Regions from separate parts of the Homo sapiens genome. Here all the other regions are linked to region 3. The links are chromatin loops, found by intact Hi-C in ENCODE. Cell type or tissue: heart left ventricle. All regions are shown on one strand. Each heading gives the region's core, and the rest is flanking DNA. Links, peaks and the distances in the headings are about the cores only. Region 1 holds the start of LOC107986012 (protein transport protein SEC31-like). Region 2 overlaps LINC00693 (long intergenic non-protein coding RNA 693). Region 3 overlaps LINC00693 (long intergenic non-protein coding RNA 693).

Region 1 (10,528 bases), core at 1,385-9,384, 150 kb before region 3:
GGAATCACACTTGGAGAATCACTCACAGGCAGCACTGTTTCTCAATCTTGGCTACACATTGTAATCACCTGGAGAGGTTTAACAACTACTTGTGCTTAGATCCCACCCCAAATATTCTGATTTAAGTTTTCTGGGGCCTAGTAGTCTGGGCATTGAAGATTTTAAAAAGTTTCCCACTATGAAAACTTGAGAAACATTAATGGTAATAAAGCAAACCCATTAGGTCTGGGGACTAGAAGCACTGGCTTTACCTGGATGTTAGAAATTTAGACTCTCACACCCAAACCCAGACCGGCTGAATCATAACCTGCATTTTGACAACATTTTCCTGGTGACTTCATATACATTAAAGGTGAGAAGTACGACACCAGATAGCCTTTTAAAGTAACAGTTTGTTGATCTGTGTGATTTAAAGAAATTCTTGTAATAATTTTTTATAGTCCCTAAAAATATTGGGGCACATAATTTGGTCCAAACTCACTCCAAATTATTGTAGCTTTATTAGGTTGCCACTGCACAGACAAGCACTTGTCAGCTTCTGTTTGCCTTGCAACCGAAGACATTAGTTATCCCAGCAGAAAGAAACTGTGGACTTTCAAGTCTCAAGTAGAAAGAAGGTCAAGAATAAACAAGTTTTTAAGAAACTAGTTCCACATATTTTCATCAAGTTTATTATTCAAGACAAAGGGAATTTTAGGTTAATGCCTTTAGAGTTTAGAAAACTGTATGCTTTTATTACCAGAGATACAATATAGATAAATTTTCTTTTTTTTTTTTTTTTTGGAGATGAAGTCTCGCTCTTGTTCTGCAGGTTGGACTGCAATGGCGCGATCTTGGCTCACTGCAACCTCCGCCTCCGGGGTGCAAGCGATTCTCCTGCCGGGGTCCCCCGAAGCAGCTGGGATTACAGGCGCCTGCTAACCATGCCTGGCTAATTTTTGCATTTTTTTTAGTTGAGACGGGGTTTCACCATGTTGGCTAGGCTGGTCTAGAACTCCTGACCTCAGGTGATCCACACGCCTCGGCCTCCCAAAGTGCTGGGATTACAGGCATGAGCCACCATGCCAGGCCGATAAATTCTTAATTCATGAAACTTTTCATTATGCATGACTAAGATCCTGGAGGATGAGAGGTGGTGGGGAATATAATGTCTTAAAAAAAAGTTGCTAAATTGTGTTTTCCTAGTGAGCCTTTCTTGGTAGTCTTTTAGGGAAATAATGAGTGCCCATAGATGATTATAATGTAGAAAGACCAACCATGTGATGTGCCAGAGCACTGGCTCTTAAACTTAAATGTGGTAGGAATCACTTGTTAGATGCAGATTCTGATTCAGTAGGTCTAGGGTAGGGCCCAAGACTTTGCACTTCTAACAAACTCCCAGATGTTGGGAAGCTTCTGGTTCATGGATCATACTTAGTAGCAAGGAGTTAAGAGTGACTACTCTCCCAGGACACCTTTTTGTAAACTCCAATTTCAGTGACTCAAAAATTCAAGAGGTCTGGTATAAATAGGAAGAAGGGTGATGTTGTTGAAAGTGCTAATTTACTAATTTAAATCATTTGGGAAGAGAAAGCCAAAGGTCAAAATTATTCATAGACCTATCATTAATGGAAAGTTAATTGAGAAATGAAGAGTCATTTAAGGCAACTGCAAAATAGTAACACAAATACCTCAGATGACTAGTAGGGCAAAATTTTCAAAATGTTGCAAGCTGTCTTCATGCTTGAAGTAGCAATTTACATGCATAATTAGGTGCAATCAACAGTTTTGAAATGTAATATATTTTCCGAGTCCATATTTACTTGTGACAGATGCTTAAAAAAAACTGTCCCCCAAAAATAGAGGGGCAGAAGAAAGGAGAAATATTTGCATTTAACAATAAGAATCTTTAAAAGGACATGTCTAAATTTAGGACAAATTTAATTGAAGTATTGTATCTTTATTTTGATTTAATCTTCATTTAAGCCTTGAAAGAAGTTCACAAACGTATTTTGGAAGTAGCAAGCATGGAAGAATAATAACTTACCAGTCAGCTATTCCTGCTGCTGTCTGAACTGACATGTGATTTTTATTGCTACACTGTAGGGAAAAAAAAAAAAACAAAAACCTGACAAATTCAAACCTTTATTGCACAAAATATTATTGACTTTCTTCCTGTCTTCAGAAGGGGCTTCATTCTCTAAAGATACCAAATATCTTTTAGGAAATTTAAATAAAGGTGATTTAAACCGGTAGCTTCTATTTTGTAAATCAAGGTCTTCAGATGAACACTCAGTGTGAACATATATCATCTTACTGTTCTCGGTATAACAATGTTAGGTGCTCGATATGCACAAAGACACTCTGCTAAGCACATTACACATATAATCTAATTTACCATTATAAACGTTCTATAATGATTGTTGGTTTATTACCAGGTACTGGGGAGGAGCTCACTCTATTTTCAACAATTCCCAATTTAGAAAACGAACTTGAAATCTGATTTTTAGAAAATCTGAAGAAAAAGAGAATGGGTAATTTGGTCCCTAAACTTTTTCTTCTTTTTCAAAAACTTGTTCACATTGCATTACCCAGATTGGTTGTCTACACTGATGAAAGTGGCAATTAATTTCTGTCACACATGCAGAGTCAGATTAAAAGATAGCATTGAGGGATACAACCTAATGATGTGTTCTTGTGTAACTGCATCAATGGGACAGTGTGTCTTGATATGTAAAAGTTGTGTTTAAGTTAATGCAAAGCATTCATGGGATGAGCAATGCAATTTTCCAGTTTCATCAAGCAAGTGTGATCTGTGATACATGCTAGGGGAAAAAAGCCATCCTCTGCCAAGAAACGCATGAATAGTTCATTAATCTGCTGATCCATTTGGGAGCATTATGGAATTCAAAGCCCAGAATAATGGGCTCTATTTAATATTGAACAGGTTCTTGATAACCCGCCATTTCTCTCCAGAGCTGCTTGAAAGTCCCTCCTGGACGTGCAGAGTTGCAGTGGCAGTTCCCATGAAGTTGTAAGCTACTACCCAGGATCAAGTGGTGTTAAATTGAGAAGTCATCCTGTTCACCTGACTAGTGGTGAACCCTGATTTAAGAATTTCCAAGGCTACCCTCGCCATCTCTATTTAAATTTATAGACGCAACGCACTGCCTGCCCTGGGGTCACCACCGAAGCCTCCTGGTGGAGCCCTGCCCTGCTGAGGACGCTCTTCCAGCACAGAACTCACCACCAAAAAGAGACGGCGCCCAGCTGGCGCCCGCCCCGGGCACATTGCAGTAAATGCCTGGCAGCGACTTCTCGCTTCTCCTTCCTCCTACCCCATCGACCCTCTGTTGCCGACCTTTACGCCAAACTCCGGCGCGCCGCGAGACTCGCGTCCTCGCTGTCCCCGAGGGGCCCCACCCCTTCCCGGTTCTAACCTGCGACCTGGCCAGAGGCAAGGGTAGGTCGACTTCCTGCCCGGAATTTGCCGTTGGCTTCTCCTTCTCTACTCCAGTTCTTTAGTGCAGGGCTGTGCGGCGCGGAGCCGCCAGCGGCAGAACAGACCCCGGAGCGGAGCTCTGGGATACACACACGCGCAGCCCGGAGGGACTGACCCCGGAGGCGCGCTCGGCCGGGAGAGGGAGGGGACCAGGGCCAGCGCGGAGGCGGGGGTCACCTGGGGTTGGGGGTGGGCGCACCAGCCCTCCGCACGCTCCTCTCTTTCTAGTCCTCGCCGCCACCACCTCGCACAGGTCGGAGATCCCTCCTTTCCTTGGCTCCTTTGCGTTGGGGAGGGGGTAAGGCTGAGGGTCGGCGCTTGGTCAGCGGGCGGGGAAGGTAGATTTCACTTGCACCTGAGAGTCCCTATTCTTGCCAGCTTCGCCGGGCAAAGCCCGGCGACCAGGTTGGTTCTTCCAGCAACTTTGTTCAGAAGGTTGGTAGGGAGGAGAAACGCCAAGGGGCCCCAAGAGACGCTGGAAAGCGGCTAGGAGCGTGGGCCGGGCTGGAGAGCAAGTACCCAAGCGGCCCTGAGGCTGGGAGCGCGGCTGGGAGGCGCCGCCGCCGCCGCCGCCGCCGCCGCCGGGATGCGCTCTGCTTAGCGGGACTGCCGGGGGCGCCTGAAGGCCAGCGCTCCAAGGACACGCGGCCACCCGCTCCTCGCGCACCCCGGCCCAGACGCCGCCAGGGCCGGAGCCAAGCAGGCGAGCGGAGCTGCGGGGAGCGGGGGCGAAGGGTGGCAGAAGGGAGGGCGCGCGGGAGGCGGCCCCTCCTCGGCGAGCCATGCGTGCCACGGGCAGCTGAGTAGCTGCCGGGCGCCGCTGCCAAGTCTCCACTCCGCTTTTGTCTTGCCCTCCAGTGAATGGGAAGATGGAGATGGATGTTGAGGGAGTTTCTCCGCGCCCGGAGCCCATCCCCCGCTCCCAGGGGGCTGGCGGAGCCTGCCAGGCGCCGCCACAGCCGCCCCAGCCCCAGCCGCCGCCTCAGCAGCTGGCTCAGGATGAACTGCCCGGCGAGAGTGCAGGCGCTGAGGACAGCGACGATCCCGAGACGAGACCCAACGGCGAGAAAGGAGAGAGCAAGGTAGGTCCACAGTGTTGGCGCTGTGATACCTTTTGAACAAAACCAAGGAGTTGCTGTCGTGGCTGTCACTTTAACCCCTCCGCTCCCCAACCCCCTTCCCTGGTTTGTGTGGGGGTGGGGGTGGCAGATGTGAAGAAGGCTTAAGATTTAAGGGAATCCATGGGCGATAGTGACTTTCCGAACTGGAGGGTATGTGCAGAAGTCTGTCCTGGTTTCAGTGTTCAGCGGTGTGTGCAGAGAAAAGTCGTCTGGTACATGCGGTGTGATGCTCTGGGCAAGCACAGCACCTCAGTAGAGCAGTGATGAGACCTTTGCTTGCCCTCGCAGTCTAACTGAGGCTTATTTGGATGATATGGGTCTAAGAGAAACATTTCTTTAGGAGCTGCCAAGTGGCTTCTGAGACTCCTTGGAGGGTGGTGACATCAACCTAAAGATAACAATGGGAGCAAAGTTTGGCTCATTTGCAGAATGGAGTGCCCTGCTTAACCCCGCTCTAAGCTGGAGGTCCTCCTCCTGACCTGGCATCCTCCTTCTAGGAGGGCAGGGATCAAGTGCCTGGCAGCAGATGAGCCCTACAAATCTTTTGCAGCCCTGCTGTGTCATTGTAGACCGGGGGATAGCTGCTACTTGCTGTGGAAAGAGGAGTTCTTCAGGTAATTGGATTCTAGTAAGAAATGGCTTGAATGTTATTTTCTGGTGCTGATGTCTCTTCCGCTGAGAAAATTGTAAAGTAGAGGAAATGGCATAGAAAATACTGCCTTGGTAGTATTAGTAGGGTGTGTTTATTACAGCTTTGTCTCTGAGCAGTCTTCCTTCACACACTCGGAGTTTAGTTTTGTGGAAGCTAATGTTGCTTTGTTTTATCTGTATAAAGTGTACACTGTGTATTTGTTAATATATTTTGAAACTGGCTGGCAATATTGGGGAAAAGTTGGTTCAACAAATCAGACTATTGGAACCAAATGAGTCAGTCAATCTATTTTCTCACTTTTGCTCACTTAAGGAAGTGTGCAGGAAAATGGGCGCTTCTGCTAGTTAGAAAGGAATTGTGTGTCATGAAGTGCCCCTTAACGGAGATTGCCTTGGTTTCTGTTAGAGCTTTCCTAAGATACTAGTGGATTAAATAAATACTGGAAACATGTCGGGATCACATTGAATTGCTGTTCTGTGTTTGGAGACAGGCTCACTTAACAAGTTCAGATTTGCAAATGTTCAGGATTGTTTTGCATTTTGAAACTGAGCTAAGAATCAAAATTGTTGTTTATCTTCCAAAATCAATATTGTTATTTAAATGGCAGTTTACCAAGGAACTAGAATTTGAACACATTCTAGATGCGACCGGGGTGCCTTACAAATGCATACAAGATTTACATTGTGAAAACTATGATGAATTTTAATATTCTGATATCCTCAGCTTTCCAGTCGCTCTTGATTTCATGAATATTTAATTTTGTCATGACTGCATATTTACTACTTTAAATGACTGTCTGCGCTCAGTTTTATGAAATAACCATAACTGAGCATCATATTACCTAATTGAACTTTAAGTGTCTTTTGCAAAATAGGTGTGGAGAATAATTAAAATATACAGCCAGTACTGCCATTTCCATATTGTTGATTCATATGCCCTGAGCATGAGAAATTCCTGCCATCAGCAAAAATCTGTGCTTATTTGTTTCCCTTTGATGCACCATGCAGACTGTCTAATGTTCTACCGGTTGTGAGGAATAAGGAAGGCAGTGCACTAGAAATATGACAGCAGGTGAAAAGAGAACTGAAAGCGGGTTGATTACATTTAGTTAATTAGCATGTTCAGATAATTGAGTATTCTGATGATGTGATTTGCTTCATGTTTGTCTGTAATTTCTTGAGGTGGAAACAAAATACTACTTTTTTTTTTCCCTCCAGGTGTTTGTCTTAAAAAATTATGTTGCATCTTTCTCTTAACCTAGAAATCAGCTGTGTTAACCCTTTGCTTGCCTCTAATACTGTCCTACTGTTTCTTTGGAGTCTGAGGATGGTTGCTGTGTTTCAGACTTTAATAACTGTTCTTGTCTTTGATGGGTACTAAGGCAAGTTATAAATTGATTTTTCTTAGAAAATTCTTATTTCATTAGTGGGAAGTCCTTTGGATGTCTGACCAAATTATTCTATTAAAATATAAATAGAAGACAAACTGGTATAAAGTGAAATGGGGTTTTATCAAGCTATTTGGGTTGAGGGGGAGGAGTTTATCACAGTATGGTTTTCAAACAGTAATGTACAAACATAATGTACCAGATGATTATGTTTTCTTTTCATTCATGAAAGCAATAAAATACAAATTTCAAAAACTGAATTATTTACTTTAACTTTACCTTAAGGATATTATAAGTAGGATGTGAGTAGATATGCCCTTTGAAAATAAAGTATCAGAGACTAATGGCATTTTTTTTAAGATTCTGCTTTAGGGCCATGATTTATTCTCCTATGAATTTATCTCAGTTGTCTTATTGGAAAAGAAATCAGAGCTTAGTGCCAGATCAGCTTGTCTCCTAAATTGCAGGTTCATGGTCATATGTCCTCGGAAAGTCTATGAAATAGGAAGAGAGGTTAGAAAACTGGATCAGTCAAGGGACTTTTTACGCCCAAGTTTCATGATGTGACTGGTGCTTTCTGTCCTAGAATAATGTTTCCTGATTCCTCTCTAGCAAATACTCTTCAAAGAAATATTAAAGCAGCTGCATATTATATTGCTTTGATTCCATGAACTGGGGAGGAAACAGACCTGAAATAGACCATCTATTCTTCCTCTGTGCTTTAAGGCAGGTTTATATTAAACCCTTACAAAAAGCAGCCTCTTCTCTTTGCAATGACATCCAAAGATAATATTGTAATCACCTTTGGTGACCTAGTGAGATATTTCTTTCTTGTCTTAGCAAAGAAGATTAAATGATCATGGTCCTTAAGTAAGAGACCTTCAAATTCTTGAAAGTGCTCTTGATTCTGGATTTGATCATCCTCAGAACTTCCTTAGAAAGCTTTTTCCAGGCTCTAAATATTGCATCCTTTCATTGCTTTTTAAAATTCTTCTGAAATGCTTTGGTTATACCAAATAACTCTTGGATGGGTGTTTCTGAAACTTTCTTTGGAAAAGTTTAAAAAAGTTTCTTGTGTCGAGGACCTGTACTCCAGTGTCTTATTCCCTCTGTATTATAAAGTTACTTATGCAAATGTGGAAATTCTTCCCATGATCTGATCTTAGATGCTAAAGAAAAATGATTATTTGTTTCCTTCAGGTTCATCTCTTTCATGAATATATGAATGGTGCTTTCTGTCCTCCCTTTTACTTCCTTCCTCACACCCTATGCCTGCTTCACCTCCCCTCTGCCAATACTATTTACTACAGTGTTATATATAGAAGGCATGTTTATGGCCCAGATATGAAGCATTATGACCAAACTCTCTTTTTTGCTCAGCTCTTATTAAATCCTTGGTTTGCAAGATGTGTTATTCCCATGGCTTTGGATTAGAGGAACTCTGTACTGTTGCTACCAATGATACATCATTGATGAAAATGACTCAGTTCTCACTTCAACTGCATTCCATCAGTAATGCTGTTCTAACAGTGATTCTTTAGGAGCATACTGTAGGGACTCTTACCGAGCATGTCATTACATTTATGAAAGCCTTTTATTTTGGAAATAAATTTACATTTATAGAAGAGGTGCAAAGATATATCCTTTGCCCAGTTTCCTCTAATATTAACATCCTACATAATCAAGGTATGTATATTACAATAAAGAAATGAATATTTGCATGAAACTACTAGTTAACTTGTGTAGTAAATTTTTTTTTCGAGTGAATGTGTAACATATAGTTGCTTTCCATTCTATTCCTTTAGTCTTTAAGGTGGTCTTTATACGTGAAAGGCTCTGTGAGAGGGTATTTAAGCGTCAAATTTAACTTCTGGGTGATGATCTCTCCCTTTTATCTGTTGAGTAGGAGCAGCTTGCAAAGTGCAAAGTCGGAGGTCCCTGAAGTTCTGCATCAACTGCAGTGAGCCCTGGGGGAGTTACAAGTTTGGCAAAGCTCTTGAGTGCTGTTAACGTGTGAGGAATAATGGTCTTCCTTTTTTGTTTTAACCTGAAAAACATTCCTGCTCCAGGTAAGATAGGGTTTATCAGTACACAGAGGACAGCAAAGTCTCAAGTGGCAGGCAGAGGATAAAAGGCAATGGATAAATTCAAGGTAGTTCACTTTGATGCCTAACCCCTTGGGCGATTGTTTGTGGCATGAAATCTAATGGAAGCCTTTTTGGTTTTACATTGTATATTAGCCAGGTGAACTCTGACTTCTGGCACAGAAGCAGAAACGTGTCCACAATAGGTAGGACGTCAATGTGATTAAAACTGTTGACTGTGAAATAAAAAAAGACCCCAATTTGATCCTGGCTTTGTCTTTTATTAGCTCTTGACCTTAGACAAGGTCTTAACCTTTCCAAAGCTTAACCTTTTCATCTGTAAAATAGGAATAATTATAAATTATTTTACAATAACCATCTATGGTTATTGTATGGCTCGAACGAGATAAAATGTATAGAGTTTTTTATTCAGTGCTTCATAGGTAATGGCTGCTCAATAATAGTGAATAAATTTTATGAGTTGGGGCTTCAAGTCTCCCTAATTTTTTTCAGTTTACTAGAGGGTTCTGGGACTGGAAATGACACAGCCATACTTTTCTACAGTCAAACCAATTTGCTGCTCATCCACCTGGTTTTGCCCTGTGGTCCTTAAGATGTTCTCAGGTCTTGGTGGGCAGAAGGTTAGCAAATAGTTATCCTGACTTGTCAATAGTCTGCTGTTTTCTCATCAGGAAAACCAAGGAAGAGCAGGATGAAAAGTCCCTATATCCTACCCCAGGCCCCAGAAGTATGCCTAAGACACTAGGAAAGCAAATGGATTACTCTGCTTTTGCACATTATATTTACGGCTTTTCAGGAAGATTAGGTGGCAAATCTTAAGACTTAACAAATGATTGAGTTAAAAAGTTGTATCTGTTAGGACTCTTTGGTTGCAGGAAATAGAAACTGGCTTTACTGTGAGCAAAATATTGTAAAATTTTAAGGTAATTACAAAATCAAACGGAAAATGACAAAACTAGTTTTGGGGAAATGCTGACACAAGAGTTGCTCAGATTTAAGTAGTAGAAAGTACTGAAAGGGCGCTGACATAAGAAAAATAAATCCTAGCCATTTTTTGCCTTTATGCCACTCTGCTCAAGACCTGTATTTCATGGGAAGGTTATCTAACTGGCCTCTCTTGGGTCAGATAGCTGCTTCTTGGCCAAGGTAAGGTGGGAATCCTCAATGCAGGTTCCTTCAAATTGTTTCTTTTGGATGGGGTTTAATTCTTGGAAAAATAAATCATGGTGCTGTTATCAGACCAAAGAAAATGGATATTAGTTGCCAAAACAACCATTATCACCCCTTTCCTAGATAGAGAGAGGCAGAGAGAAAGAATGAGAAAGAGAATGAGAAAAAATGAGAGGGAGAAACAGACATATTTAGACAAGAATCTGGAACATTTTGTAGCATTGTATTCCTACCATTTTAAAAGAAAGAATACAGAGGAAAGTATGGAATCTATCATGTACTTATGTACAGGAAGAAGGGCAGAGAACTTGATCCTTATTTATTTATTTATTTATTTAGACAGAGTCTTGCTCTGTCACCCAGGCTGGAGTGCGGTGGCGTGATCTCGGCTCACTGCAACCTCTGCCTCCCGGGTTCAAGCAATTCTCCTGCGACAGCCTTTTGAGTAGCTGGGATTACAGGCGCATGCCACCACCCCTGGCTAATTTTTGTATATTTAGTAGAGATGGGGTTTCACCATGTTGGTCAGGCTGGTCTCAAACTCATGACCTCGTGATCTGCCCGCCTCGGCCTCCTAAAGTGTTGGGATTACAGGCTTGAACCACTGCACCT
Region 2 (10,528 bases), core at 1,533-9,532, 52 kb before region 3:
TCATTAGTAAAGTGAGTTTACTATTATAATATTACCTTCCTCATAGGGGTGTAATGGGGATTAAATGAGTTTTAATACATCTAAAACTCTTAGAATAGTGCCAGCCCATATTAAGTGCACTTGGTAAATATTGGCTTTTTTTTTTAAATCACACCAGACATAGCTGTTTTATGAAAGCATTTCCACAGTAACCATGAGCAAGTTCATTTATTATTATGTTTCATGTTGTGGTAGCTTGTATTATTAGGGTGAAAAATGGCCAAATGTAAATGAACTTATATTTAAACTATTTTTTTCTCACCAATTTTGCTGGATAATTTCTATACTCGTTACATAATATGAGCAGAATCCTATACTCTCTACACATGCCACCATAATTTCTTATGTTTATATTGCATCTTAAAGTTTATAAGTGACTTTCACTTATAAAATCTCATTTGAAACTCTAAGAAAGCCTTGCAAGATGGACAGGGCTTTTCAAATATTCATTCCTATGTTATTTAAGAGATAAGAAAGCTGTGTCTTTCTGTAGTTAAGGGAATTTTGCAAGATCTCAAGGATAGTAAATGACAGAGCTGGGATTACCATCCTTCTGGTCCCAGTAGCTCACTCATGGTCAGGGTCTAGGAGCTTGTGGACAAACATGCACATTAGGGAGCTTGGTGAGCTGCAAGTGGATGGTGTGTATGTCCGTTAGTAAAATGTGTGTACATGCAATGGCTTCTACCTAACACAGAAATTAGGTATTAAAAACCTTCGTAAGAGAATTCACAGTTGAGGCCATTATTTCAAAACTAAGAATGGGCAATAGAAGTCCCAAATGAGTCTATGCAAGCCTTTAAAATTTTATGTTACTAAAGTAACTTAAGACAGTACCATAAATTAGGACTATCTCACTGACAGTTTACACATTTTTAGTGAGTAGCAAGTAATTCCAGGATCTCCCTTGCCAACATTTGCAGCATGTCACCTTTATGGTTTTTGTTTGTTTGTTTTGCAGATACTGACACAGCACACTGCAATTTTTTTCTGGGTCTGCTCTGCCATCTAAATGTTCAATGCCTGTCTGGTTTTATGACTTCATATTATTGATTTCTGCCATTCCTGCGGCCTGCATCTGTCAGCCCCTCTTAGACGCCTCTAAGCTTTCTTCCTTTGCTCAGACACAGCCAGAATGCAATACTAAGGTTCTACCTTCCCTTACCTCCTTTGTCTTACTCAAGTCTTCTAAGACCAGTCTTCCTTTTCTGCTATTTTCTGTATCTCCTGTTAAAATTCTCAAACCCCAGAACATCTTTATTAATTTGTCTTTAAAAGACTGACCTAGAACTGAAAACTTCACTGTTTCAGAATAAAAGTATGGGTGCCACAATTTTGCATAAGCTTTCATTCAATTCAGCTAAAAAGTACGCATGGAGTTTCTATGTATGCTCTCCTAGTTCCTCAGGAAAATTCCCTTTGAGGGCCTGGACCTTTGTGATTCATCCAGGCTCATTTGGATTCAGTTCCCTTTTCATGGGATGCCTGTGGAATAAATAAAGTATAGCTATTGTTTACTGTTATTAATTAAGTCTGCCAAACTTTTCTTTTTTCAGCCCCACCTTTCACCTCACCAAAGCCGAACACCTGTACTACCAAAAGCCTCTTGATAGAGCTATGTTTTTATTTGAAAAATGCGAGCTAGCTCTGTAGATATTTCCTTGTAGGAATGTTAAGGAGAAATATATCCGATTGTATTGCCAGTTGGTTGAAGGGATGTTGTAATTGATAACCCCGTACCCATGAGTTCTGACCAGGGATAAGTAATAAAAGCATCAGAACCTCTTTCTCTTCCTGATGAAATAGTGTAGTAGATGCTGTGATGTGCAGCCCAGGTGCCTGCTTTAGGACCCAGGCATTCATTTTCTCAACTGCAGCTAGTGAGGGACACTGTTCTCACATGTCATTCTCTCTGCCCAGTTGCTCACTGCCTCTGGGAATTGCTTTGCCCAAGGTTGTGATTGCTCCCAGGAGGAAAGGGGCAGAGAGTATCCAATAACCTTTTATCTAGCACACCAGTGCCCAGCCCCTTGCTTCAATTTAAGACGACTGTAAAGGACCTTGCAAGCGTTCAAACTCCCCACTGAATCCAGAGACCTCTATTGAGAGTGTATCACAGTATAGGTCCTCTCTCTACCTAATCCCGCTTCCTTCCCTTTCCTCCAGAATTTATCCCAAGGGCACTCCCGACAAACCTCTGGCACACAAATCTCAGAGTCTTAGGCTCTGTTTCCCAGGGAACTCAACCTCAGAGAATTAATCTGATTATCTGTGCAGTAGGTTGGCTGAAAATGGAGGGCAAAATCCCCCCAGAGTCCTCCCACCATTGCCAAGCAAATGGCACTGGTCCAGAATTGTTTTGACCGTTAAATCTCATATTTGGCAGTGAGATATTTCTTGACATGGAACTTCATAAGGAATACTGGAAGTATTCAGTTCTTTAACTTATATCTTTTAGTGAAAATTCCTTTTTGTTATACACACACAACTGCCCTCCCCCCCAAAGAATGGTTTAGCTTAAAATGACCCTAAATTTGTACTTTTAAAATATCATCCTCAGTGTTGAGGTTAGGCAAGCAGTAGTGAACGTGGAAGACATGATCCCATGGTGGGGAGAGAGGCAAGTCAGGAGATGGTTACAACACGGCCAGAGAGCCTGTGATTCGGGCAACTGTGCTGTCCTGAGAGGATACATAAGAAAAGTAGCTAACTGGGGTTGAGGAGATTTAGAGAATGCTTTTCTCTACTTGCTGAGGGCCAGGGATTGGATTGGTGAGTGAATCTTGGGATCCTGAGGGAGGGGTGGAGGTTTTAGGGAGAGCCTTGAAGAAGAGACAAGATCCTGGTGGGCTTGAGTAATGAAGAGAAGTCCATAGTTCTGTCCATGGAACACGGTTTGAGGTGGGGTGAGGTGACAACAGAGGCTGAAAAGGTGAGCGGAGGTCAGATCCTGCAGGGCTTAGTGAGACAGGTTAGAGAAACAGAGCTGTATTCTCTGAGCAATGGAGAGGCATCAGTGGATTTTAGGAAAGGAGTGAGCTAACCGTATTTGCTTACTTTGTGAGTCTAATATTTGTGAGTTGGATTATGATCATTCATAATATAGATCAGTAGAGTCAAGTTGACTGAAAAAAATTAAAATCAGTGCCCACAAAATAATCAAGATAAAGGATCGTTCTTTTCCATGTGCATTGATTGTGAGAGGCCTACATTTAAGGACACAAGTGGATCTCAAGAATACCAAGGACAAGAGAGAATGGGACATCTGATGGTGGAGGCATGTGAACTAAGAATACTGAAGCAGCCATTCTGTGTGTGTGTGTATGTATGTGTGTGTGTGTGTGTTCTGCTCTCTGCCTGGACAGCATTACTTCTGTTCCTTTCTTTTCTTTTTCTTTTCAGTGTATCCTTGTCTCTGTCTCTTTTTTTTTCTCTGTCTCTGTTGCTTTAAATTTTCTCTCACTAGGTCTCTCTCTGCCTCCTTAGGCAAAACAGGCACCTAAAACATATCTATTAAAGAGATTCCCCTGAAGGACAGTTCCCTGAGTCCGTTCATAGCCACAGCATTTCTGGGTTACCAAAAATGCCTGGAATGACATAGCTGAGTGGCTGGGAGCTCCCAGTCTTCGTGGGAAGTCATTTTCTGTCATTGACAGTTTTAGGACTGAATAGAAATCATACATTTTTTTCTGTTATTTTATTCATGTCTAAGCTTCCTTAATTAAAAAATGATTATATTCTCCATGGAGTAAATATTTGATCTTAAACTTAGCAGGTGCACTGGCATCAGTACTTCTCAGGAAGCTTTCCCCAAACTCAAATCTGCTGTGAATGACCCAACCCAAACTCTACCAATAAGTCACAGTTTTCCTGCAGAAACTCATTCTTTTTCAGATTGCTAAATTGTGGGGGAGCACCTGAAGACAGATATTGATCTGTTAAGATAAATGAGAGAAAATGACCAGAACAAATAAACTTTGGGGAACCAAATTATAGAAACCATCTATCCCCATCAAAATCCCTGCTCCATTCAGCTGTTCTTCATTTTGAGAACAAAAAAAAGGACAAACAAATGTTGACTGATAGACTTGTTCAGGTTTGAAGTTTGTTTTTGTGTAAAGATATTATTGGAGCTACTGCTGCTTTCTTGATGTTTGTCGTGTATTTTTTTTCCCCAACTCTGTTCTGTTTGAAGTAAGATGTTACTTCACTCTGACAATTGGGATTGCCTAATTGATGTTGCCAAGGAAGAAGCCTCTCTTGGTTTCTGTGTCACTCTTGTGCACTCAGAAATGTCTCTAATCCCTCTAATGATTATCTTCACGGCATGCAAGCACATCTTACCCTGAGAGTAGAACAGTGGCTAAGGAAACAGAGTGAAATCTTAGCCAGAATGTTCAGAGCATGGAGTTACTTGAACAGACTGCCTCTTGATTAAGCTGGAATATTCTACAGTGTACGTTTTCACGCTCATTGAATGAAGTTTACTCAAATATTTTTATATAAATGAGTACCTTCTCAGTGTAATGACTCTTTGGAAGGGAGTGAGGGTAACATGAGAAAGTTGAGAGAAATAGGTAGGCTCTTGTTTCAGGTCTGTTGTGGATATTGTGACACAATACATTAGGCAAGTCCCTTGACATTTCCTGCTAAAGGAGGTCAGACTGGGTGGTCACTAATACCCTTTCCACAAATCTCGTGTTCTGGATGGATGCATTTTGGGACCTGATCTAAGACAGTTGTTCACTTTTGTAAGTAGTTCCATTCTCATTCTAAAAGTCAAGATTATAGAAGAAACTATGTTCATGAAATTGGTGGTTCTTATTCCTCCGGAAAGCAAAAATTGATGCGTTTGCCATTTTAGCTGTAGAAGAGTGAGGTGCAACATGTTATTACTTCTCTGTGCATTTGTGAGTGAGTGGACATATCTATGGGTGTGTGCCTGCATATATGCATACATGTGTGTTTGGGGAAGGATGGGTTTTAAGGGACCGAAAAAAGAACAGTTATACCAGCAAAATATGGTGGACAGCTTAAGCACCAAGCGGGCACTTTTCCTTTCTCTGCTTTTTATATCAGTTTTTATGCTACAATTGCTGCCTTCTATTTAATAGAATTCCTCCACCTCTCCATGATCATTTTCTAGGTCTTCCTGGTGGGAGTTATTTCTGTTTCTTACGCTGTACCCAGCAGGTCCTCAGTAAAGACTTGTTGAATGGAACTGAATATAATTATGTTTCAAATATTAGCTCTTAGAGGTAGCAATTTTTTAAGGAATCTCAAGTGCCGAAGTCCTTAGGGGTAGGAAAGCCTCAAGCATGCAAACTGAGTTATGCGGAAGACAGTCATGCTGCCTTTTGTGCTGCAAGACCTGCTGACTTACTCAGTTGTTCTCCTGATTGCTCTAAGAAGTGCTACATTTACTCTCCTCTGCCAAATTTGTAGGGAACATCTATTAATACAGTCATGCATCACTTAGTGACAGGAATGTGTTCTGAGAAATGTGTCATGAGACAATTTTGTTGTGTGAACATATAGCGTGTATTTACACAAACATAGATGGAATCGCCTACTTACATACCTACCCTGTATGGCATAGCCTATTGCTCCTAGACTATGTTACTGGACCAATTACTGTAATCAATTGTAACACAGTGGTACATATTTGTATATCTAAACGTTAGAATAGGCACAGTAAAAATATGGTATAATCATATGGGACCTCTGTCGTATATGTGTCTGTTGTTGACTGCAACATCGTTATATATGGTGCATGATTGTACTTAGGATTTGTTCATGGATTAGTGGTTTCCATCTCTACTGTCAGCATCCTGCTGTAAGACACCATAGTTTCTTCCCATGATGATGTAGTAATCCCCTAAACTAGTGGTTTTTCAGATCTTGATATGCGTCAAAATCACCTTGGAGGGTTTATTAAAACACAGATTACTTGTCCCCACCTCCAGAGTTTCTGTTTCAGTAGATCTGGGGTGGGGCTCTGAAAATCTGCTTTTCTAACAAGTTCCCAGGTGATGTTTATGACATTGGTCCTCAGACCTCACCCTGAAAATCTGCACCCTACATAGTCTACATGTCTCTTTTCTTGGACCAAGGCTCATTATGTGTGCAGAAGCTGGAGTGATCTGTTATAAACATAAATTAGATGGCATTATTCTCTCTTAATACCTTCCAGAGTTCCTGCCCCAGCCTATGAGGGTGATATGGTCTGGACCTCTATTGGTACCCAAATCTCGTGTTCAACTGTAATCCCCAGTGTTGGAGGTGGGGCCTGGTGGGAGGTGATTGGATCATGGGTGTGGATCCTTCATGAATGGTTGGTCACCATCCCTTTGGTGCTGTTCTCGTGATAGAGTTCTCATGAGATCTAGTTGTTTAAAAGTTAAGCCGGGTGCAGTGGCTCACACCTGTAATCCCAGCACTTTGGGAGGCTGAGGCTGATACATCACTTGAGGCCAGGAGTTTGAGACCAACCTGGAAAACATGGCAAAAACCTGTCTCTACTAAAAATACAAAACCTAGCTGGGCATGTTGGTACATGCCTGTAGCCCCAGTTACCTGGGAGGCTGAGGCACAAGAATCGCTTGAACCAGGGAAGCAGAGGTTGCAGTGAGCCAAGATCATGCCATTGTACTCTAGCCTGGGTGACAGAGCAAGATTCTGCCTCTAAATAGATAAATAAATAAAGTGTGTGGCATCTCCCCCCTCTCTCTCGGTGCTGCTTCTGCCATGTAAGATGCCTGCCTCTGCATTGCCTTTCGTCACGAGTAAAAGTTTCATGAGGCCTCCCCAGAAGCAGAAGGTACTATGCTTCATGTACAGCCTGCAGAACTGTGAGCCAATTAAACCTCTTTTCTTTATAAATTACCCAGTCTCAGGTATTTCTTTATAACAGTGCTAGATGAACTAATATGGAGGCCTGTGTATTCTGACTCATGGGGCCACCAGACTGGACCCTGCCTGACTTCCCAACTTTGTCTGCCCCATCTGCACCTTCCTCACCATTCTACTGTATCACCTGCCTCCATTCAGGACCTGACCATACCACCTGTTCTTTCCAACTCTTCACAGAGTCTCTGCTTTTGGTGAGAAGCATTCTGCTCTCCTTTAATTTCACCTATTACTACCTGAACATCCTTTTCCTCTCAGCAACATTGTTACTTCTTCATAGAAGACATCCCTAACATACAAGAAAATGTTGTATAGTAATACTGCTTATTCCTTTTTCCCCTTTTTAGTCTTTAGCACAATATTTTATGGTATTAATTTGTGTTTTGACCTTATGAATAACCGTATTTCACCTTAGATTATAAACTCCATGAAGGAAGGGACCATATATGTTTTGGTCACTGCTGAATCTTTAATGCATAGCAGTGCCTGACACATGGTAGATACCTACGAAACATTTTTTCAATGAGTGATTGGATGGGTTGTAACAGAAATCAGTTTCTCTACTCACAAAACTTCTGACAAAAAAATGAGTAGTTTTCCATATATTGTACTTTTCCAGTTCCCTGGGGATACCAATTGGATATACACACAATTTAATTCAATTCTGACAGTAACTCAAGTTAGCATCAACCTCATGAGTTAAGAGCTCAATCCCTCAAGACTGCCCCCTACTTCAGATGCCAGTAGTAGGTCCCTAGATTACTACCCACATTCTTACCTGACGTGGCTACAAATTGGGTGTCTCATGACCCCCTCCTCAGGTTCAATGATATGTCATGATGGCTCACAGGACTCAGGAAAACACTTTATTTACCGTTACTGGTTTATTATAAAGGATATTGTAAAGGATACAAATGAACAGCCAAACAAAGAGGTACATAGGATGAGGACTGAAAGGGTCCTGAGTGCAGGAGCTTTTGTCTTTTTGGAATTGGAATATGCCACCCTCCTGTGACGTGGATAAATTCACCAACCTGGAAACTCTCCAAACCCCTAGATTTAGGCTTTTTATGGAGGCCCCATTGCTTAGGCATGATTGATTAAATCATTGGCCATTGGTGATTGACTCGATCTCCAGCCCCTTCCATTCCATAGAGGTTGGGGGTAGGGGTGAAAGTTCTAATTCTTCAATCTTGCCCTGGTCTTTCTGGTGACCCACTCCCATCCTGAAGCTATCTAGGGTCCCCGGCCACCAGTCATCTCATTTGCATACTGAAAGCTACCACTCTGGAGATTCCAAGGGCCTTAGAAGCTGGCTTAAGAATCAGACTAAGGCCAAATATTATAACAAAGGATTCTCCTATTTCCCTTATCACTCAGAAAGTTACAAGAGTTTTAGGAGCTCTGTGTCAGGAAGTGAGGGCAGAGACAAATAGATATTTTTTATTACATTGTAGATGAATGTGATTCTGAAGTGTTGGAGGTTGTAGAAAAATCTTAGAAGAGGAGGGAAGGAGTACCTGCTACCTAGCATTTGTCTATTGCTATGTGCACTGCTTTATCTGTCAAATGAACATATGCAAGGTCTGTTTTTGAAATTTTTGCCAAAGAGCCCAGAATTGGCAGATGGAATCAACATCTCCATCACCAACACTCTGCTTGGTCATATTGAGACGGGATAGTTCCCTTGAACCCCTTCGCAGGCAGGAACTGGAGTGGCTTGTTTCACTCAGCTCGCCACTGGCCACTCCTCGCCAGAGGGAGCGTGCAAGCCAGTGCAGGAACTGGAGCTAACAAATGCTGGAACCAGCCGGTCGCTCCTCTCTGGCAGGAGCAGGCTCTGTGCAGGCCCTGCAGCAGCATCCAAGCATGTTACAACCAGTGATCTTCAGCTCTGCCTTCTGGGGATGGCCAAGTGCCAACCAGCTCAGTGTAGGGTCAGGATGGCAGCCCCTGCCCTTTTGGCACCGGGGTTCTTGTTTGGCGTCCAGGAAGAATCAGGTCACACTAACTGTTTGAAAGGTGATGAATGCAGAAGACTTTATTGAGTGGTGGGTGGCTCTCAGTCGAAAGGGAGTCTGGAAAGGGGATGGGAAGGTGATATTTCCCTGAAGCCTGGCCATCTCTGGCAGGGCCACTCTCTGAAGCTGCACCATCTGAAGTTAGTGGTGTCTCTCTGTAGTCTCCAATCCTCAGTTGCTTCTCTGCCCGCCGCTCAGCCGCTTGTATCCTCAACGCTCAGCCATTTGTGTTGTTCCGCCAGCTGAAGTCTTTTATGGGCACAGGATAGGGGGAGGGCAGGCCAAAAAAGCAACATTTGGATGGAAAAACAGGGTCAGCTGTTTTCAGTTAGGGCCTCAGTTCCCAGCTCTAGGGTGAGGTTTAGCGGGGAGCCCAGCCGTTCTGTATCATTATCAGCTCAAAACAGTGTCTCCCTTAAAACTCCTTCCTTGGGTAATCTGATGCTGAAGTTAATAAAACCATGTCTGTGACTGAAAGAACTAATTCGTGTATCTTTGAAATGTAGTACCCCTTATGCATAATAAGGTCAAAGTTTTCAGAAACATTTTTGGCTCAAAATAATGGAATTATTTCGAAGATAGTCTTGTGGAATTTCAAATGCCTTCCTTCTTGGGGTTGTCCTTTCCTTTGGCATCGCCTATTTCTCTGGGGAAATTTTGCCCCTTCTTGGACTCCACACCTTGCTTGTGTCTTTTCTCGCCAATCTTCTCTTCCTAGATTCCATCCATGGAACCTGTGCTCAAGGAAAATCAAAGCATTCCTCAGAATTCATGGACAGGTAGGGTCATCGCAGTTACATGACAAAGCAGATTATGAACCCAAGTCTGCTATTTACTCACTTACTCTAGCACAGCACTAACCTCCCTACCTACATATTGAATTCTAATTTTCCTTTTGAGTTGTGTGCACTTCAGGAGTTAGAGGGGAGTGATCATGAAGGCGCCACATTATCAAATTCAGGTAACCTATGGGATCAGTCTAAAAGTGATGGAGGCATTTAAGACAGAAATCCACGGCCTTTACCACCATTTGGTCCATGCAAAGGGGTGGTCCCAGAGTGATGTGTTTTGCCTCCAGGGTTTTCAGAATTTTTTTTTTTTTTAGAAGTTCAATTTAAGGGAAGCACACTGTCAGATGGAAATAATAATTTGAATTTGACATTGACACAGTTCACTTAGGTGCAAAAATTGCCAGGGAGTCCTAGAAGGTAAAAGTGAGGTGAGGAGTCAGAGAAATTTGATACATCTGGAGTTAGTGTGATACTGTCAATGACCATAGACAGTACTTTTTTTTTTTTTTTTTTTTTTTGGTCTGCTCAGTGTTTCTTTTCTGGTATCAGAACATGTTTCTTCATTATGGAGAACTACCCCTCCCACCCCTCTTCTCCCCATTCCTCCTGCTTTACAGCCTTATTGTTGGAAGACAATTCTTGTGGATCTTTCATATTTCTGCACATCTTGTGTCAGCTCTTGTTTCAGAGGATCTTTTCAAGGATGTTTATAGTAAACAGCCTTGGATAATAGAGATAGGGCTTCCCTGCAGGAAATGGCTAGGTTTG
Region 3 (10,528 bases), core at 805-8,804:
CTCCCAAGCCCTGCAGAACTGTGAATCTATTAAACCTCTTTCCTTTATAAATCACCCAGTCTCGGGTATATCGTTATCAGCAGCGTGAGAATGGACTAATAAAAGAAGGTTTCATCTTACAGTGTAGTAGTGAAGGCTCTTATTTTGGGCTCACCTCTGGCTGGTAGGGAATTAGTATCCACACAAGCAGGTCAGGCTTATTAAATCTTAAGCAAGACATCTTGGGCAATTCCTGCAGTTATGATGATGAGTGAGCCCATGAAATTTCTGGGTAATCAGGTAGATGGGATGGCCCACTAATTCCAAACACAGCCAACCATACTGAGATTAGGAGTAGTACTTACACATATAAACCACATCAATTGTAGTATTGTCACTTTGTGTGTGTTTTTTACATAACTGGGATAAATGTTTAAAAATGGTAGAGGAGGAGAGGGATAAAACAAAAAACAGTCAAAACAAGTATTTTTTTGTCCTGGAGTGATAGTTATATAGTAATATTGTCCCAAGAAGTCAGTTTTTTCTCATTAGGAAAAGTGAAGGTGAGAAATAATTGCCCTTACCATTTAATAAGTGAGGTAAGTGTGAGCAGAAATGACACACAGAGTTTTATAAAAAATTAATGTGTGGCCCTGAGTGATGGGATCTGTATCTGGGAGGCAAAGGGTGGAGACTAAAGGGGCCAAGTAGACCCAAATGGAGAAAGTGACCTTGAGAGTAAGTGCAAAATAAAACAGAACAACAACAACAAAAAAAACCATGGGCATGAAACCAGTATGGAGGAGAAGAGACATTCCCCTAGGCAAATGGAGCCTATCTCCCTGTAATGTTCAAATATGTAAAATACAAAGATGAAAGGGAGGAGGTAAAAGGAGAAAGAGAGTCCTCTGCTTCAACTAGCCATGCGTCTGTTATTGGGCAAGGCATATGATCTCCTGGAATTCAGAGTCATTTTCTATTAAGTGAGGTAAAAGGACTATAATGAGTGATTTTTATATTGTCCTGTGTAGATTTTAGGGATGCTAGAAAGGGGCCTTCTCAAGGAGTAGGTTTGGTTCCAAAGTGGTTGAAAACCAATGATCCTAGGATGATCTCTGGATCTAACAAATTAGCATTTTTTTACTTTTATCATCTCTTTAATAGGGAAGGATTGATGATGAAATACAAAATAACACTTCCATTTTATGCTTCTAATTAACTGAAAAACTTATTGTACTTGCTTAGTAATCTGTATGTAGTTAATTTGATGATTTGCAATTAACATTGTGTTTCCAAAGTCTTTTTACTCTTATACATGTCTTGATTGGAATAGAAGTCCCTGAATTTATTTTTACTCATTGAACCACTAAGTTCTTGTAACAAATGTCCAGGATAAAATACAAATTGGACTAAGGTCCTGAAAAATTGTTACACAGGTTATGTCTTCAATAAGTTACCTGTTATATATAAATGATCCTAATTAAGGCAGGCTACGAGCTCAGTGCTGGCATTAGACTTTATTTGTTTGGGTAATATTTTCACTTTGCTCTCTTATCTCCAGCAATGTAAAGATAGTTTAATAGATCAGCACTCATAAAGAGGTGCCAACATATCAGAGGCTTATGGACAAAATGATATGAATCCTCATAGTGGCACTTTATGAGAAAAGGAGAAGGTAATAAGATAGGAGGGGCTAAATAGAAGAGAAAACAGGGCAGGGTGATGGTAGAAGAGACAATTAATTCCTTCTGAGCTGATTTTAGGATGTATCAATGACTATACCCTAATGAGAAAGGATACAGAGAAAGAGGAATCTATATGGCAGGCAAAAATAAGATATGGATCAAAAACTCTCTTCTATATGTTCATAATGCTGACTCACAGGATCAAAGACTTTCTAAATGTTGAATTGGCCTTCTGGGTACAATGAAGGACACAGTATAAACCTCATCCCAACTCATTCATGATGAAGAGTGCGTTTTTAGAAAAATTTTCAGATCATGAGGCAGAAAAATGACCAGAATAGTCTAATTTAATTCCTATTATTTTATTTTTGCCAATGTTATTTGAGTAGAAAACTGCTTTAAAAAATCTTGTAGGAAACAGCTTATTTTTGATTTATGGCTCACTATTTTGGAAAACTGTTTGGTATATAGATACTGCTGGACCTTTTCCTCTTAAAATACCTGACAATATTCGGGAAACAAATAAATAAGTTAACGGACAAACATAATTACTTTATGAAGTATATTCTGATAAGCAGCTGCCACCAGACAGAAAGATCCACTATAAAGGCTTGCTTTGCTCCTCGATCCCTCAGCACCTTGAATTTGCAATAGCTGCATCTCATTATCCTATCTCTGTTACTTTCAGGATAGGTTTGCATTGATAGCATTCTGAAAAATGTCAGTAACTATCTCGAATAATGTGTTACTTCCTCCATATTAAAAAAATGCCAAAAGCACTTATTGAATTGTTTTCATCTGGTCGGTAATGAAGATTGGTATTTAACCTGTTTTTATGCCCATAAATAGTTAATCCCATTATCGTAAACAAAATGAGGCTGATAGCCTTATTTATAGAAATATATTTTAAAAGAGGAAACAGTTGGGGCTGGAGAACACTTTCTCAAGCTTTTAAATGCAATTAATAGATTCTCAACTTGGAAAGCTAGAATGAAAATTTTCTCTTCTAAATGTAGGTTGAACACATTATTTTGTGCATTATTATCTGTATAGGAACAATGATAAGATCAATATATTTTGGTGCCGAAGGGTTCCCCCTAATCATGTACCTTCTCTGACTCATTCAGCTAAGTATTTTGAAAAACCCAAATCTTATTCCAGAGTAATTTGTCAGCCATATGTCAAAAAAAAAAATGTGTAAGCTGTCGAAATTATCACCCATGGAGATACTTTTAAACCCTAAAGAAAATAAACAGATACAGTTATAAATGACATGGTCACCTCTTTATTCTGTTTTTTCCCTTCACTTTTTTTTCTACTGTTATCAATAAGGTAAGTTACACTTCTGTGACTTCCTAGTCTTCCAACAATTTAAAAGAGTCTTAGAATTATTTTTGGCATTTTAGGGCTTAATACACCTGACTAATGATGTCTTTTATAACACAGGAGTTATTTTGCTGCTTGAGATCTCTAATGTACTTAAAATTGATAGAAATAACTAATCTACTTGGGGTGACAAGTTAGAGTGTATAGTGTATTAATTGTATGCTCAAATTTTCTTTTCTTTTTTCCTTTTTTTTATTTTTATTTTTTTTGAGATGGAGTCTAGCTCTGTTGCCCAGGCTGGAGTGCAGTGGCACGATCTCGGCTCACTTCAAGCTCCGCCTCCCGGGTTCGCGCCATTTTCCTGCCTCAGCCTCCTGAGTAGCTGGGACTACAGGCGCCCGCCACCACACCCGGCTAATTTTTTGTATTTTTGGTAGAGACGGAGTTTCACCGTGTTAGCCAGGATGGTCTCGATCTCCTGACCTTGTGATCCACCCGCCTCGACCTCCCAAAGTGCTGAGATTACAGGCGTGAACCACCGCGCCCGGCCTCAAATTTTCTTTTCAAAACATGCAAAGATTTTATTTTCCATCACAGAATAAAGAATTTACAGTTGGGTTCCCTGGACTGAATTTTCACCTCTTGGAATGTATGTATTAGTATCTTGTATTGGGTGCATTTCACAGTGTAACTGTCTTCTTTTCAGCATCAACGCTCAATGAGAATGATGAGGTCAACCATCACAGCTGTAAACAGCCTGATTCTATGAATTGGAAACTTCCATCAAAAGTCTATAACACTGATTCATAGCTTATTTTTTCACCCTCGCTCCAGTTATTTAATTTATCTTACCATTACCATAAATGTTTCTGGCCTTATCATTGAAGACTTTTGTCCTCTTAACTGTAGCATTTGTTTCATTACTTTTCCTGTCCTACTTTAATTTCCAGAAAATTGCATAGATTTCTTTCCTGTGATTTTTTCCCCACTCACCCTAACCTCCTAGAATGCTGCCTGCTAGTCTTCCTGAATCCAACCTTCCCTTCATTCTCATCCTTTGTCTGAAGCCTTCTCTGACAAGTTTGGAGACCACTTTGACTATATCATCAACTGAACTAAAGAAGGTATTTTCAGGATTCATAGAGTATTGTCTTGTCATATTTCTCTATGTTTATATCTCGTGTATAGTCTAGATTCCTGAGCTCCTTAAAGGTGACTTCACTACCATAGTTTGTGTATATCTTCCTCAAACAGTACATATAGTTGCATATAGTAGTTGAAGCAGTTAGGCAAATTGAAAATTAATAATTTAAATCGATCTCCTTGCCTTTATATTAGTCTGATACCCTAAATCAGAAGATTGTAAGCCTATTGAGGGAAGTTCCTATTCAACTTTCATTCTCCAGCACCTTGAGCCTATCATACGGTAAGCATCTAACATTGTCTGTTGAGTTGAACTGAATCATCTCTAGTAACTGGATATAGCATACTTGTTTTAAAGACGTTTGGAAAAGAAGAGATATGACATAGCATTCCTTGATAACTTGGCTTCTTATCATTCTTTGTATTTAAGTTAAGTTACCCTAGCTGAGCCTGACAATGAGATAGCTTCTATTTTGGCTTAGCCAAAATTTTGGATATTGATGATGATTTGACTGAAATCACTACCTCTGATGAAAGTTATGTTATTCATGTATGCAGCCTTCCAATTTTATTTTAAATATGTTAAAATTTAAAAAAATTATCCCAGGATATTTTAAATTATAAGATTGGAACATATCCACTGAGAGTTTTAAGCATAGCTTTTAGTACTGGAGGTTTAAATGTATTACGTAGGTACCTTTCCAAATTTCTCATTCTAAATCTCAGCTTTATCTAAAGAATGTTGAAATCACAAGGAGAAAATGAATAAAAGTGAAGTCATTGCCCTTTGACCGATCAGCCTGCCAACACCTCTATTTTGTCTGTGGTAACTGGTTGTTATACAGCCTCAGTTGGCCCCCTCTGGTGGCAGTTCCCTGATCTACCACCTAAAGCCCTTCTGGTGTATGGTTTTGGTGTATGGTTAAAGCCCTTTTGGTGTATGGTTAATGACCTATGAACAAGCTGTCTAGACATAGCATTAAAAGTCATAAAATGCCATCTTCATTTGCTCTGTTATCAGCAGGGACATTCCAAAAGTCCGTGTGAAAAAAAATCCACCAACAGAAAACCAACACTGAAATTTCCAGATGACTAGATTTTAATTTTCATTTTCTGAAATATAGATATAAACACTGAGATAAAATATACTGGTATTAAAATGTCCTCAAAAAAGCAGAGGCTAGGAAAGCTAGAATACACAAAATGCCTTTCTTCCACCCCTAGTAGTAGTTTCAACAGTCTCCATAACCTAAAGCACTAAAGGCCCTTCCCCTGTACCTCAGACCTTAGAAATTTGTTGGACATAGTATAGAGCCTGGATTTTACACTCAAGTAAATATGCTCTGTGTGTTCCCAAAAAGACCAATATTTATATATCAAGCTCACCAAGTTAAATTTACTTTCCCACATTAAGCCTGCATGATGAATGGCTTTATCTTGCTTATTACAGCCTGTTAAATCATAAATCCCTAGGAAGGAGAAAGAGGAAAAAAATAACTTGAATGAAAAAAGCCTCTGAGGGACAAACCATTACTTTTTAAGGTAGTTATACTGCATCACATTTGCTAACAATAATATGTAAAATACATTGGAAACCTATTTGCTCTTATTTTCTTTCCATTTTAATTTCTGTTGTTAACAACAACAAAAAAAGGAATATCTGACTAACCTGATATTTCCATTTCCTTATTTTGTTACATACATAATATAGTGTTCCTTGAACCTATTTTATTTATATTCTCATTTGTTAGGTGAATAAAAGAATGCATGAATAAACATGAGTATTAAAGCATTTTCATATCCTGGTTGGAATGTCCATTCCACTTACTGAAATTTTAGCCCCCATTTCTGTTTTAAGAAAATTCTCTATTTCTCAGAGAGGCTTTCTCTTGTCTTTGGTTGGAGGTTTTCTTTCCTTCTACCACACTTTGTATTTTGCTTGGATTACTATTTTAATCTGCTTTGTATCAAAGGCATTTAAGTAATGTTCATAACGGTAAAGTATTGTGTTCAATTCTCAACTACACACTTAGTGCTTTTGTGTTTCTTTCTTTATATTCCACAAAGTAGAGCATAGGGCATTAGGAAGGTAGGGTAGTGTCAGGGTGACCCTATAATTTACTGCCCAAATCGGACACTTGTGAGATAGAAGGGAGTGGTGTTAGTCATTATGCTGGACAATAGGCAAAGTCCGGACCCTCCTGGGAAAGCCAGATGTATGGGATCCCTAAGAAGCATGAAATATTGAAACATGAATGAGAATTGTGCATCAGGCACTGTGTTCAGGTCTGTTTTCTTATACCTTAGAGTAAAATAGACTGTAGTGGTATCTTGTGATTAAATTGTGCTTTGTGTAGATAATGGGGTTAAACACTTAGGAGAATAAACATATATGGCAAATTATTAGATCATTCAGTCTTCAATTCTGGCAGGTGAGAATAAAAATAAAATAGGTAGTGTCTATTGTTTAGGTTTATTCTGTATACTGGTAGCATACATAAAATAATTGTTTAAAGCTTAGCATTATAGTTGTGTACGTGTATGTCTCCATTTCTAGAAGATGAACTACTTCAAGGCAGAAAATGCACCTGATTTATATTTGTATCTCTTATATTTCCTTATATGTGCATAGTCAACACTGTAGGCTATGAAATTGTACTGAATCTTGAAAGAGTTCTGCTGGTTAAACCTGTGTTTAATGGAGGCTCTTCTATAAAATTCTTGACTAATAGAACTAATTCTTTACTTATGAGAGACCTATTCTTTTTAAAAGAAGCCATCCCATTTTTGAGTTGCCATATTTATGGGAAAATACCACTTTAATTTAAATGAAAACACATCTTGTTATAATTTTGATTTGACGTATTGTTTGAGTACTCACCACAGACAAGGCATTTTTAGTTTACCTGCTAGTCCTCATTTGACCTTCTGGATCTACCCAGAATAAATCTAAATCCCCTTCCTTTCAAATAGTTGAAGTCTGCTATTACGGTCTCCTGAGTTTTTTCTTATCAAGCCTATCTTTCTCAGGTTTTTAAATCATTTTTCTTATGACTTATTTTTCAGACTAATTGCTATTCAGTTCATCTTTGAAAGAATCCTACTTTGAAAGTCTCCCTTAAAAAGGAATACTCAGTTCAGAGCAAAATCTTCTAGCTGAGGTCTGAGCAATGTATAGGAGTTGGTTACCAAGGCTGCCCTGTAGTTGTGTATATTGTGTGCTCTGTGAGAGTGCCTGAAAAAGGAGGAAAAGGTATGCTAACTTCCAGCCTGCACTCCAACCCACCAAGTCACATGCCTTGGCTCAGGGTTTTGTCTTTGCACGGGAAGGGCCTCCATTTTTTTTTTTTTTTTTTTTTTTTTTTTAGCAGAAAGGCATCATATGGGTTTGTCAATATAAAATCTATTACTCTGATTCTCACCTTGCTTAGCTCTTAGACTCTGAACGTCTTTATAATACAGCATAAGATTTCCTATGCTGTTTTGGCAATCATATCATATCATTTTGGCAATCATATCATTTGTGCAGTATCATGACCCTGTAGCTAACTAAAGTTTCCGGGTCTTATTTATATGAGCTTCTGTTAATCCAAATTTCTTCTATTGTACCTGACATTGATATATGTCGTTGAAAAGGATAACAACTTTCTGCAATTTGTACAGATTTTCTTCCACATTGACTTGAGGTCATTAATTAATACTCTTTGAAAATATTTTTTTCAACCAGCCATTAGTCCATCTTACTATTAGTCATTTCTCTCTCTTCTTTAAAAGCATATCTTGAAACAGTAAAATCTTTCACTGAGCTTCTTGTTTTGTGTTTATAGTACTTTCCTGAGTTGACCAGGCTTAGCAACTATATCTAGGCAAACCAATGCTAATTTTGATAATCACTTCTTTTGAAGCATCTACAATTTATTTAATATGCATATTAAAATTGTATTGAGGCTTGATATCAAGGTCAGCAATTTCTGGAGTCTGTGTTTTTTTTTCCATTTCTCATTTCCCGTTTATTTTGAAAACCAGAACATTCATTTCTTTCTGAGCACCTGGCATCTTTCCTATTCTCTTTAAATCTTCTTGGGGATTCTGTGAAGATGACTGCATTTATCACTCATTTTGTCCACCTATCCCTCTTAACTTCTCTTTGGAGCATCACAATAACCAATGTAAGAAGACTAGAGGAAACTTGAGGGTATGTCTGTGATTCCACATTCTCCAGAGAGTTCTAGGAAGAAAGCAGGTACAAAGCTTCCTTCTCAAAGATATTGGTCAAGAATCAAGAAGTAAGCAACAGAAAAGACTTGCTTTACCTTAATTATTGGGTGGGTCGAGATGATGACTTTTGAGATTTTGTGAGGAGCCCACACCTTCCTGCCTGCTGCTTTTGCTCTTCGCAGGGTTCCCTATCCTGCTGGATCAATTTAAACATAGTGTTTTACTACATGGGAAGGCTGAATGTCTTCCAGTCATCACATGTAAAAGAGGAACGTTACCTGTACAATAAAAAACTTGATGTTAGAAAGGAACCATTCCCACATCCCAGGAGAAGAACAAGCTCATTCACAGCTGGCCTAACAACATAAGATATACGCCTTCTATTGACTCATGGGTTCCCTCTGCGTGAGAAAATCCAACAGCTTAATCTCTGCAAGTTACTGTGGGAGCACTCAACAGTGAGAAGAAAAGCAAAATTTCAGCTCTGAGAGGAAGACTAAGCAGACTAATTCAGTCAGGATATACTAGACTTTGCTGCAATAACAAATGACCCCAAAAACTAAATAGCTTAAAATAAGATTAATTCTCACTCAAGGTCCATGTTCACTGTTCACCAAGGGTTGCCTGGAGGGCTCTTCTCCATGGCATTAACATCCTTACTACAGATTCAGGGTGATAGAAAAGCCACTTACTGGAACAATGGTGGTTGCTCTGACAGAGAGAAAATTTGACATATGCACTGGCTCTTAAAGCTTCTGCCCTGAAGTTACATGCAACACATTTCTCACGTTTTAATGGCAAAATCAAGTCACCCTTAACTTCACATGCATAAGAAGTGCAATGTCACTATGCTGATGAAAAGAGAAAGAACTAAAATTATGTAAACAGCCAAATGAAGCACTTGAAAATGTTTTTCTATTGATATGGAAATAATAGAATTGACACATGGAAACTTTACCAAAAAAGTAAGATGATTTAAAGGACATGCAGTTAGAATTCTTACATTCTAGAATTAATTAAAAATGCTTTGCAAATTTAAAAATTCAATAGACAATTTGAAAGGAAAATAGTCTCTTCTGAGATTCCTGGAAGATCAAATATATGGATTATCTCACAGCATAGAGCAAAAATACAAAGGAGCAAACATTTGAGTGAAAAATGTAAGAGACAGACGATAGTTCCAAGACACTTAAATTGCAAATAAAAAAATTTTCCAGGAGGAAAAAAGAAGCAGATTGAGGAGCAACAATAATTAAAACAAACAAACAAACAAGAAAAGCTCTTTGATATAAAGAAAGACTTGAAATTTCTGTTTGAAAACTTTCAAGGTCCAGAAAGTTTCCCTGAAGAAAAAAATTGTGTGTACACAGATATATATATGTATATATGTATGCACACTCATATATCTAACATATTTATACACATGTGTACATAAACGTGTGAATACATATATAGATATATTTATAGGTATGTTGGTATGTGTACACTGGAGTTACACATACATAGGATATGTCTGTATATGTGTTGGGGGATATATATATGCAAGAGTATACATAGATAGACATATCTATTTTCTGGTGAAATCCTGGAAGGACAAAGAGACCAAGAAATTTTCTAAGCTTCCAGAGAGAAAATATATTTCATTTAGGGAAAGAGAATCAGACCAGCACTATCTTGTAACCACTGAAGTTAGAACAATGGAATATCTAGGAGTTATTGAGGGGAAGAGGAACAGCCTGAAATCCCGTCTGATATTTCACTTACCTGAATGGGAAAACTTCAGAGGGCATGCCATTCTTTTTTTCTTCATCTTTTATTTTAAGTTTAGGGATGTGCAGGTTTGTTACATAGGTAAACATGTACCGTGGTGGTTTGCTGAATAGATAATTCCATCACCTACGAATTAAGCCCAGCACCCATCTGCTATTCTCCCTAATACTTTCCCTCCCCTCATGTCCACCTTCCTACAGGCCCCAGTGTGTGTTATTCCCCACCTCATGTGTCCATGTGTTCTCATCATTCAGCTCCCACTTATAAAAGAGAACATGCAGCACTTGGTTTTCTGTTCCTGTGCTAGTTTGCTGAGGATAATGGCTTCCAACTCCATCCATGTCCCTGCAAAGTACATGATCTCATTCCTTTTTATGGCTGCATAGTATTTCATAGTATTTAATGGC

What was found. A loop is a pair of places that touch in the nucleus more often than their neighbours do. Peaks named below come from ENCODE experiments on the same cell type or tissue, not always from the same donor. Only the 100,000 strongest peaks of a DNase experiment are listed, where the experiment ranks them.
Region 1: a loop joins it to region 3, with 2.5 times the contacts of the local background. A loop is called at or near these places in 4 of 110 quality-filtered maps.
Region 2: it touches region 3 in a loop (1.9-fold over the local background); 23 of 110 quality-filtered maps call a loop at or near these places.

The regions. Positions count from the first base shown.
Region 1 is chr3:28,571,934-28,582,461 of GRCh38, forward strand. LOC107986012 (protein transport protein SEC31-like) reads right to left here and starts at 4,394. Exons shown (of 3, transcript XM_047449399.1): 1 at 3,420-4,394; 2 at 2,027-2,079. The coding sequence starts at 4,394. The coding sequence ends at 3,804. LINC00693 (long intergenic non-protein coding RNA 693) reads left to right here and starts at 3,345. Exons shown (of 5, transcript NR_038840.1): 1 at 3,345-3,442; 2 at 4,340-4,563. In heart left ventricle, for the core only: no CTCF peak of the experiment used is centred there; DNase peaks (open chromatin) are centred at 3,368, 4,058 and 4,458; H3K4me3 peaks cover 2,315 bases; H3K27me3 peaks cover 1,673 bases.
Region 2 is chr3:28,668,994-28,679,521 of GRCh38, forward strand. The region is part of intron 2 of LINC00693 (long intergenic non-protein coding RNA 693); the gene reads left to right. Among named protein-coding and RNA genes, the nearest start is that of LINC00693, 99 kb to the left of the region's middle. In heart left ventricle, for the core only: no CTCF peak of the experiment used is centred there; no DNase peak of the experiment used is centred there; H3K27ac peaks cover 207 bases.
Region 3 is chr3:28,722,061-28,732,588 of GRCh38, forward strand. All of the region lies in intron 2 of LINC00693 (long intergenic non-protein coding RNA 693), which reads left to right. Among named protein-coding and RNA genes, the nearest start is that of LINC00693, 150 kb to the left of the region's middle. In heart left ventricle, for the core only: a CTCF peak has its summit at 5,003 (motif pointing left); no DNase peak of the experiment used is centred there.